Linked DNA regions of Homo sapiens: region 1 is linked to region 2. Evidence: chromatin contacts called from ENCODE Hi-C or POLR2A ChIA-PET data. All regions are on one chromosome and are shown on one strand. The core of a region is the stretch at or near the end of the contact, and the rest is flanking DNA. Distances in the headings are between cores, read along the strand shown. Region 1 overlaps LOC101927995 (a long non-coding RNA gene). Region 2 has its middle 160 kb from the start of LINC01985.

Region 1 (4,405 bases), core at 805-3,304, 72 kb after region 2:
TGAAATTTATTTCTCCTTTAAAATTTGTTAACTTTTCCTTTACATATTTTGAGGCTTTATTTTAGATTATACACATTTAGTATTAACATTTTTCTGGTAAATTGGTTCTTATTTATTCATTTTTTGCCAGCCTTATTTAGGCTATAATTTACATATCACACAATTCATCCTTTTAAAATGTAAACTAAAATGGATTTTAGTATATTTACATAATTGCAAAATGTTACTACAATCAATTTTAAAATATTTTAAACCCACTGACATTTGTGGTAACTCTTTGTTCTGCTACCCTAACCTCCAGCATAAGCAACTACTATTCTAATATTTTCTGCATAGATTCGGACATTTTATATAAATGGAATCATACAATATGTGATTTTTTTTTTTACCAGGTTTTTAAACTTAGTATATATTTCAAGATTCATTTATGTTGGGACATATAGTAGTATTTTCTTCCTTTTTTATTACCAAACAGCCATTCATCTTATGGATATTCATTTTTATATACATCCTTCAATTAGTAGACATTTTACTTAATTCTACTTTTATGCTATATGAATAATACTGCTATAAACATTTGTGTACAAGTTTTATGTGGGTATATGTTTTTGTCTGGGTATATTACTAGGAGTGAAATTGCTGGGTATTATAATAACTCCATGTTTAACACTCTAGGAAACTGCCAAACTGTTTGTGCTTATTTGCCATTTGTATATTCTTTGGATAAATGTCTAATCAGAGCCTTTGCTCATTTTTAATTGGGTTATTTCCCTTTTTATTATTGGTTTGTGTGGATTCTTTATAAATACAAGATACATATATATATTGGATATATATGATTTGCAAATAATTTCCCTTATTCTGTGGGTTGTCTTCTCAGATGCTTCATAATGTCCTTTAAAGTGCAAAGTGCTTTTAATTTTCATGAAGTTGAATTCATATGCATTTTTTGGTGTGTGCACTTGGTGTCATATCTAAGAAGGCTTTGCCATGAAGGTATATCATAAAGATATGTTCCTATGTTTTCTTCTATGAGATCTTTCGTTTAGCTCTTACATTTAGGTACATAATTTTAGTTTAGCTCTTACATTTAGGTCTATAATTTATTTGAAGTTAATTTTTGTGTACAGTATAAGGAAGGCATCCAATTTCATTCTTTACATATGGGTATCCAGTTATCCCAGTACTTATTGAAAAAACTTTTTCTTGCAATTAAATTATGTTGAAACTTTGTCAAAAAATTAGTTGACAGCAAATGTCAGGATTTACTTTTGTACTTTCCATTCTTTTACATTGATCTATATGTCTATCCAAATGCTAATACCACATTGTCTTGGTTTTTGTAGCTTTGAAGTAGGTTCTACAATCGGGAACTGTAAATCCTCCAATTTTGTTCTTTTTTTATAAAGCTTGTTTTGGCTATCCTGGTTCTCTTGCACTCTATATGAATTTTAGAATCAACTTATCAATTTCTGAAAAAAAAGTCAGCTATCTGTAATTTTGATAAGTATTGCATTAATTGTGTAGATAAATTTGTGGAGTATTAACACCTTAAAATAATAAATCTTCCAACCCATGAACATAGGTTGTAATATTTAAGTCTTCTCAAATTTCTTTCATCAATGTTTTGCAGTTTTCAGAGTACAAGTTTTGCACTTCTTTTGTTAATTTCATTTCTAAGTATTTATAGCTTTTGAAGCTGTCATAAATGGAATTATATCCTTAATTTCTTTTTCAGATTGTTAATTGCTAGTGTATAGAAATACAATTGGTTTTGCACATTTGTCTTACATCTTGAACATTACTGTGCTCATTTATTAATTCTAATTGTTTCCTTACAAGATCCTGTCTTCTAACAATAGGGTTCAATATTATTACCCAGTCACACCTGGGGTAGAGCTTCTGCCCTGTGAATGGGGGTGGATGGAAGAAGGGAGCCCCAGACTTTTCAGCTGCTCTTGCTTGGAATAGAGCTTCTGCAACACAGATCTGGGGGTGGTAATGAGAAATGCTGTCAGCCTGTCCTTTCTGAGAAGATACCACGGCCCTTGACTGGGAGCTGGGAGGAATGCAAGCTCTGTGTTCTTGGCTGCAACTCCTCTTGGCTGGAGTAGAGCTTCTGTCATGCTCAGCTGGAGAGCGGGGGAAGGGAGCACGTCTTTAGTTCAAATGCCACCTATTTTTACTGTTCTTAATAAGATTTAGAAGATTTTCTTAAATATATATGTCTCCATTTGCTGGATGCCCTTAGACATTTTCCAAAAATTATAGATTTGTGTCATTGTTTTTCCTTTGTTAAAACTTACTAATTTTCACCAGTTACAGTTGTTTCACTGGGCAAAGGATCCTCTGAGCTCCTCATGACATCATTCAAGATGTGACTCTTGTCACTTCTTTTATTACTATAAAATTCCCTCATTATTTCCTGAATCCTAGTTTATTAGATAATAATATAACTACATCAGCTTTTTAAAAATGAGTAGTATTTGCATAATGATCTCTACTCTTTATTTTCAGCCTGCCTCTTTTCTCATATTTAAGGTACATTCATTATAAACAGCATATAACTGGGTTTTGATTTTGAATCAGTTCACAGTCTTTGTTTTCAAATTGGAGTATTTTTTTCTAGTAGTTTCAACATATTTGGGCTCAAATCTACCATAATACTTTGTAATATTTTGTTTAATCTGCTTTCTGTTCTTTATGTCTTCTTTCTTGCCTTCCACCAAAATAATCAAATAAATTGTATTATTTAATTTCCCTCCTTCAATAATATGTTTAGTATAATTTTCTCTATCAACTTTCTGGTGGTATTAGAAATTACCATATGTATCTTTGACTTATCAGAGTCTATATAAATTAGTACTATTTTCCTTTTCTAGACAGTGCAAAACCTTGTATCACTTTAATTGTCATTTATTCTCCTCCAACCTTTTGTACTATTGTTTTCTTGTAATTTAATCCTACATTTATTTTAAACACCACAAGGCAGCATTATTACTGCTTAATATATAGTCAATAGACATTTTCCCAGTGCTTTGGGAGGCCACAGTGGGAGGGTTGCTTGAGGACAGGAGTTCAAGATTAGCCAGGGCAACATAGCCAGGCCCCATCTCTACAAAAAAAATATGAAATAAAAAAATTAGCCATGTGTACTGGTGGGCACCTATAGTCCCAGCTGCTCAGGAGGCTGAGGCAGGAGGATTGCTTGAGCTCACTAATTTGAGGATTGGTGAGCTATCACTGTGCCATTGCACTTGAGCCTGAGCAATAGAGCAAGAATTTGTCTCTTAAAAAAAAATAAACGTTTAAAATTTTCAAAATATTCACCCTTTTCAATGTCTGCCCTTCTATCTGGGGTTATGTTATTCTTCTTGACAGACTTTTCTGTTAAGTTTTTTGCTGTAAGCTAAGCCTGCTACTGAATCAGTCTTCTAGACTTTTTTTTTTTTTACCTAAAAATGTCTTTATTTTATCTTAATTTTTAAAGGGTATTTTCATTTTATATGGAATTCTAGGTTGATAGAGTTTTTGTTTTATCTCAAGACACCATTCTGTTATTTTATGCTTCCATCATTTTGGTTAGAAAGACAGATATCAAAGTTATTCTTGTTTCTTTTTAGGTAGCATGCCTTTGTTTTCTGTCTGCTTCTAAGAAACTATTTTTGCCTTTGTACTTAGCAGTTTTACAATAATGTGCCTATGTATGTCTTATTTTTCATTGATCATCTTGAAGTCACAGCAATTTTTAAATCTGTGTCTTGGTGGTGGTTTACATCATTGTTTTGCCAATATACCTTCAAATACTGCTTCTGTCCCATTTTATCCCTTCTCTTCTTCAGGAACTCAAATTAAACATGTTAGGCATTTTTAATCCTTGACCAAATTTCCTGTTTCAATTATCCATTCTATCCCAAAAGTTAGTGAATTAAAACAACAATCACTTCTTTTAAAACTCACAATTCTGTGAATTAGGAATTTTGTCAGACCACAATGGGGATGACTAAGCTGGGATGACTTGAATAGCTAAGGAGCAGTCAGTCATATTGGCTCTACTGGGGCAATATGTCTGAGGCCTTAGTTCTGGTTTTTGCTTGGATTCTTTAGATGTCCTTCCTCTGCCCTTTCAGATGTCCATCTTGAACTTTCTTAAGTCATGAGAGTCTAAGACCAACAAAAGGAAAAATTTAATGCAATCAAGCATCAACATCAAACTACTCCAAACTAAAGGAGGAAGTTCGAACCCATGGCAAAGAAGTTAAAAACCTTGAAAAAAAATTAGACAAATGGCTAACAAGAATAACCAATGCAGAGAAGTCCTTAAAGGACCTGATGGAGCTGAAAACCAAGGCATGAGAACTACGTGACGAATGCATAAGTCTCAGTAGCCAATTTGATCAACTGG
Region 2 (4,486 bases), core at 799-3,298:
CTTGAGACACACCTATTACTCTGGGACATTCTCCCTAATTCTCCTTGTTTGCTTCTCTCACATTTTGTAATCATTGCAGTGTATGATTCTCCTCCTGAGACTATAAGCTCAAAGTTGCCTGAACCACCTTCAGCCCACAGATAGATATGTTTAACTCCACATGGACTTTAAAGTTTTAAAATTAGTTTTCAACATTTAATAGTAAGAACAATTCACACAGTATTCCAGATTGAAAACTAACTGCTCTTGAAAAATAGAAAGAGCTGGGAATCCTGAACACACACTCTTGAATTGCAATATCATCAAGGGACCTGAATTTTGACTCCTCTCTTTAAATAAAACATGGGTTTCTAGTTTGTCACCACTTCTTAATGTCTCATGAATTCACATTAGCTAACTGGCTCTAGTTGAATTTGGAATCCCTGCCATGTATTTTGAGCAAGGTTACTTGTAGATATATATATTTTTTGGACTGGAATTTTTTAGTGAATATGTGTATGTGTTCTTAAGAGTGTCTCAGCTGGGTTCCCTGTGGAAGAGAGCCTGAGGCAAGGATTAAGTGTTGATATTTTATTTAGGAGGTACAAACCTAGGGCAACAAAAGCACAGAAAGAGGAAAATGAGACAGGAAATTATAGAAAGAAATTGCCAGAAGATGCAGAACATTGCTAGGCATAACACATCATTCAGCAGATGCAAACATTCAGGCAGGATGCCTCAAAAAAGTGTGTATGAGAAACTGTTACCATGGGAGTGAGGAAGGAAGAATTTGGCTCCTTCCCATCTCCTGTTTCATTGGTCCAAGTTTGCCCCATTAGAAGTTAACTTCTCTGTGCTTCTAAGTTGTATGATCCGGTCCTTTTGATTATGCCAGATTCCCTGGCCCAAAGTGCCTTTTTTGACTCTACTTTAAAAATGGGAGTAAAAGACAGAAATTCCAGGTGTCTGACTGGTAGGACTATTTGCACAGTGGCAGCCAAGAACAGTGCCAGTGAATGCTTGACCCCAGGTGGTAGAAATTACCATGGACACATCTAAATGGAATCAGTCAGCAAATGAAGTTCAGGGGTAGTTTTATTGAGGAAGTCCAAGGCAGGGGTCAGCCAGTCACAGCCCTCAGATCTGATCTAGCATGCCTCCTGTTTTTGTGTACCCCATGAGCTAAGAATAACTTTACACTTTTAAAGGGCCAAAAAAATCCAAAGAAGAATAATATTTTTTTTATTATGTTAAAGTCGGGCCTGGTTTTTTTTTTATTATTATACTTTAAGTTCTAGGGTACATGTGCACAACATGCAGGTTTGTTCATAGGTATACATGTGCCATGTTGGTTTGCTGCACCCATCAACTCGTCATTTACATTAGGTATTTAGAAGAATAATATTTTATGATACATACAAATTATATAAAATTCTAGTAAACCAGTGTCCATAAATAAAGTTTTATTGGAACACAGCCGTGCTCATTCATATATGTAGTGTCTGTGGCTGCTCTCAAGCCACAGAGCTGAGTAGCCCCAGAAGAGACCAGAGACCATATGGCCTGCAAAACATAGAATATTTAGGAGCAAGTCTTTTACAGAAAAAGCTTGCCAACCTTTGGCCTAAGGAATCCTAATAAGTGTATCTGAATCAAGAAGCAAAATGAAACATTCTCAGCAAAAATACAACAGGACTATATCACTTGAGAATTATGTTAAAAGCTGTAATTTTCACATGCCTACACATGCCTGCATAACTGTAAATGTGATCACACTCACAGGTTTATCCCTCTGAAGAGCCTTCCATGGTTACAGTTCCATGATCTATTTATAGAATCACCTACAAAAAGGCAAAATCACTTTTATGGCTTTAATCCCAATAGCAATAGTGCAACTCTATTCCCAGATGAAAATAATCTCAGAGCACTATTCTTGTATACAACAGGGCAAGAAAGAGAGTTAATATTATTGGTTTATTAAATATCAAATTCAAGTCATAAGTTTTGAATTTTAAAAACCTACTTGGGGAAAAATACACACACACAGAGAAACCACAGCCCTGAGCCTCTTCCTGACATGTGCATTAGCAGGTATACCACTTCCTGTGGTTATCATTTGAGGTGAGTTAAAGGTCCACAGTGTACCAGCTCTGTGCAAGATGAAGGATGCAGAGCCATGCTCATAATAGGCCCAGTTTTGTTGACAGCTAGAACCAGGAGGCAGTCCCTGTGACTGACTATATTAAGAACTCTGTGCAAAGAAATTTAGAGGATCTCTTTTATTTTGGGATTAACTACGTTCTGTTTATTCATTCACTCCAAAAGCACCCACTGTGATCCTGTTATGTACTAGGCACTAGGTGAGATGCTAAAGATTCTTACACAAATAGGACACAGTTCCTGCCTTGGCACTCAGATATTATCAAGAAACACCCCAGCCCCCATTGCCTGGACACTGTAAACTATGTATTCCCTCCAAGAATAGTCCTCTCTGGGGACCAAACCTCCCAGTGGAAAAGCATCAAACTATTCTTGGCTTCACTTCCCAAGGCCAGCCTGACCTTTCACGGCAACTAGAGAGCATGAGTTGCCAGAGTCATGAAAGTCTCTCCCAGTCTATGTGCCCCTGAGCCAGGCTTGTGCAGGGGCTGTTTTCCTAAGAGGGAGCTCAGCCCAGGCTCCCAGGGTTCCAGGAGGCCTCCACTGCAGTTATTGAGGTAGTCAGTTGGCCTTTCAGCAGCAGATCTACTTTCTGAGAACCAATTGTTCTTTCAGCACTTCAAAAAGGAGGTTTTGCTTGGGAGTCTTTAAGCACTTGGAGATAGGAAGCTGGAGTTTAATTTTTTTATGTGCTTTATGAGCAGCGAGGACTGAGAGGGATTCGCTTTAACTTGACTAGGCGTGGGGAGGGGTCTCTTTGAAACAGCCACTTGACAGCAGCCGTGTATACGATTAAATGTTCTCAGTAGAGAATCCCAAGGAACAATGGTTTTGAATGTAGTTACATATGAGGCAGCACGGTGTGGTGGAACACACAATAAACGCTAAATGCTCTTTGATTACTTTCCATCATTCTTGGCCATGCTCCAAGTGAAATGTGAATCTTTATTTGCACAGCTCTGTTCTAAAGGTTCATGAGAGCTGTGTGTAGGTCTTGGTGAACTGGAGTAAGATTTATTTCATCTGGTATCCTTTAAAACACTGAAAGCATTTTATCTTATTATAAGAATTTCACAAAGATATGATGGTAAGGGAGAGCACTTGATGGTATTGAAGACGTTTATCAATTATTTCTAGCAAACAAATCCTATCTTCAGTCATTTGCCAGTGTCTTAGGTGTAACTGGATAAGTCTGGGCCACCCTGGGCTTTAGTGTTGCTATTTCTAAAATGACAAGGAAGGACAAGCTGCCCCTTCATAAATTTCTGCATGCTAGAAGAATGCCTGGTATAGAGCAAGCACTCACCTATTAAATTTAATGTATTACTTGGACCTGAACTTAATCCAGCTCTAAAGGTTTATAAGTGGACATTTATTTGTGTCCGGAATAACTGAGGTGAAGCTAGATTGTTCCTTTCATTGATCATGGTGCATGGCTGGCATTACTCAACTCTTCTTTTCTGCTTCTCTGACTTCCTTATCCTTTGTGGTCTACTGTAGTTCCAGCTCACTAGGCTTCTGACCCATACCAGATGCAGAACTTCAGACAAGGCTACAATCTTAAGCCCAAAGAAAGTGTTTTAAGGAAAACATTCCCTGATGTTTTATAAAGAACCTGTACACATTCCACACCCTGCTGAGCAGAGCTTTTGTTGCACAAAGTGCTGGCAGCAAGGATGATCCTGAGAGGAGATTTGAAGTAGTGTCTCTCTCCTAGCAGCAATGTGCCTAGGAGAGGTAGGAACAAGGACTTCAAGGGCACTTCCAGGGAGAATGGTTACATAAAAACCTCAAAGTCTTTACGTCAGATTCATATTTTGCACCAAGGTGCAGGCTCTGATACTTTAAGAAAAAAAATTATGCGTAGTCAAAATTACCTAACAAAATATCCCAATTTCTGAATAGCTTTCAGTATCTTTCTAAGATAGCTCCATCTCTGACCTCCCTTTTTCCCCAGCATTAAAAAAATCATGCTTTCTTTAGCTGAGTACCAGAAAAGAGATTGTCAGCTTGCATTTATGGGCCATGTTATATATAAATATGTATATTATTTTAAAAATTAGAATCATAATTAGTACATCAAAATGTTCACACTATGGGAAATATGCTCACCCTAAAGCTTATACTTATTCACTGGAATGACAGGAGAAAACTAAGTTGACTTTCTCATTTGCTTTTTCTTTGCTGACCTCTAATAGCTGGGTTTTTGCGTTAAATGTTCACATTATGGAACTTCACTGTACCTACAGTAAACCCAATGTCCAACCTAACCAGGTCAGAACAACGAGCCAAATGGAAGGGACTGTGCCCAGTGGAGCTCTTTAGACCCTGAGACGAGGCAGAACCT

The links. Hi-C counts contacts between places; a loop is a spot of excess contacts on that map. ChIA-PET counts read pairs that join two places held with the same protein, here RNA polymerase II (POLR2A). Pooled maps may share reads with other maps.
Region 1: a map of heart left ventricle shows a loop between it and region 2 (2.2-fold over the local background). The contact joins two enhancer-like sites. A Hi-C loop is called at or near these places in 11 of 168 maps with a recorded cell type or tissue (CD4-positive, alpha-beta T cell, MCF 10A, cardiac septum and 5 more) and 10 of 50 pooled maps. POLR2A ChIA-PET finds 5 or more read pairs at or near these places in 4 of 52 experiments (CD4-positive, alpha-beta T cell, MCF 10A, activated CD4-positive, alpha-beta T cell and 1 more).

The regions. Positions count from the first base shown.
Region 1 is chr3:30,424,442-30,428,846 of GRCh38, forward strand. All of the region lies in intron 4 of LOC101927995 (a long non-coding RNA gene), which reads left to right. The region is part of intron 3 of LOC105377013 (a long non-coding RNA gene); the gene reads right to left. Among named protein-coding and RNA genes, the nearest start is that of LINC01985, 92 kb to the right of the region's middle. Within about 2 kb of position 2,055, at least 6 of the 41 ENCODE cell types and tissues checked have a DNase peak (open chromatin) inside an H3K27ac peak, as active enhancers do; they include heart left ventricle and heart right ventricle, where a contact is called at or near this core.
Region 2 is chr3:30,352,168-30,356,653 of GRCh38, forward strand. It overlaps a transcript of LOC101927995 not described here. Among named protein-coding and RNA genes, the nearest start is that of LINC01985, 160 kb to the right of the region's middle. RefSeq lists a silencer at 2,830-3,124. Within about 2 kb of position 2,049, at least 12 of the 41 ENCODE cell types and tissues checked have a DNase peak (open chromatin) inside an H3K27ac peak, as active enhancers do; they include heart left ventricle and heart right ventricle, where a contact is called at or near this core.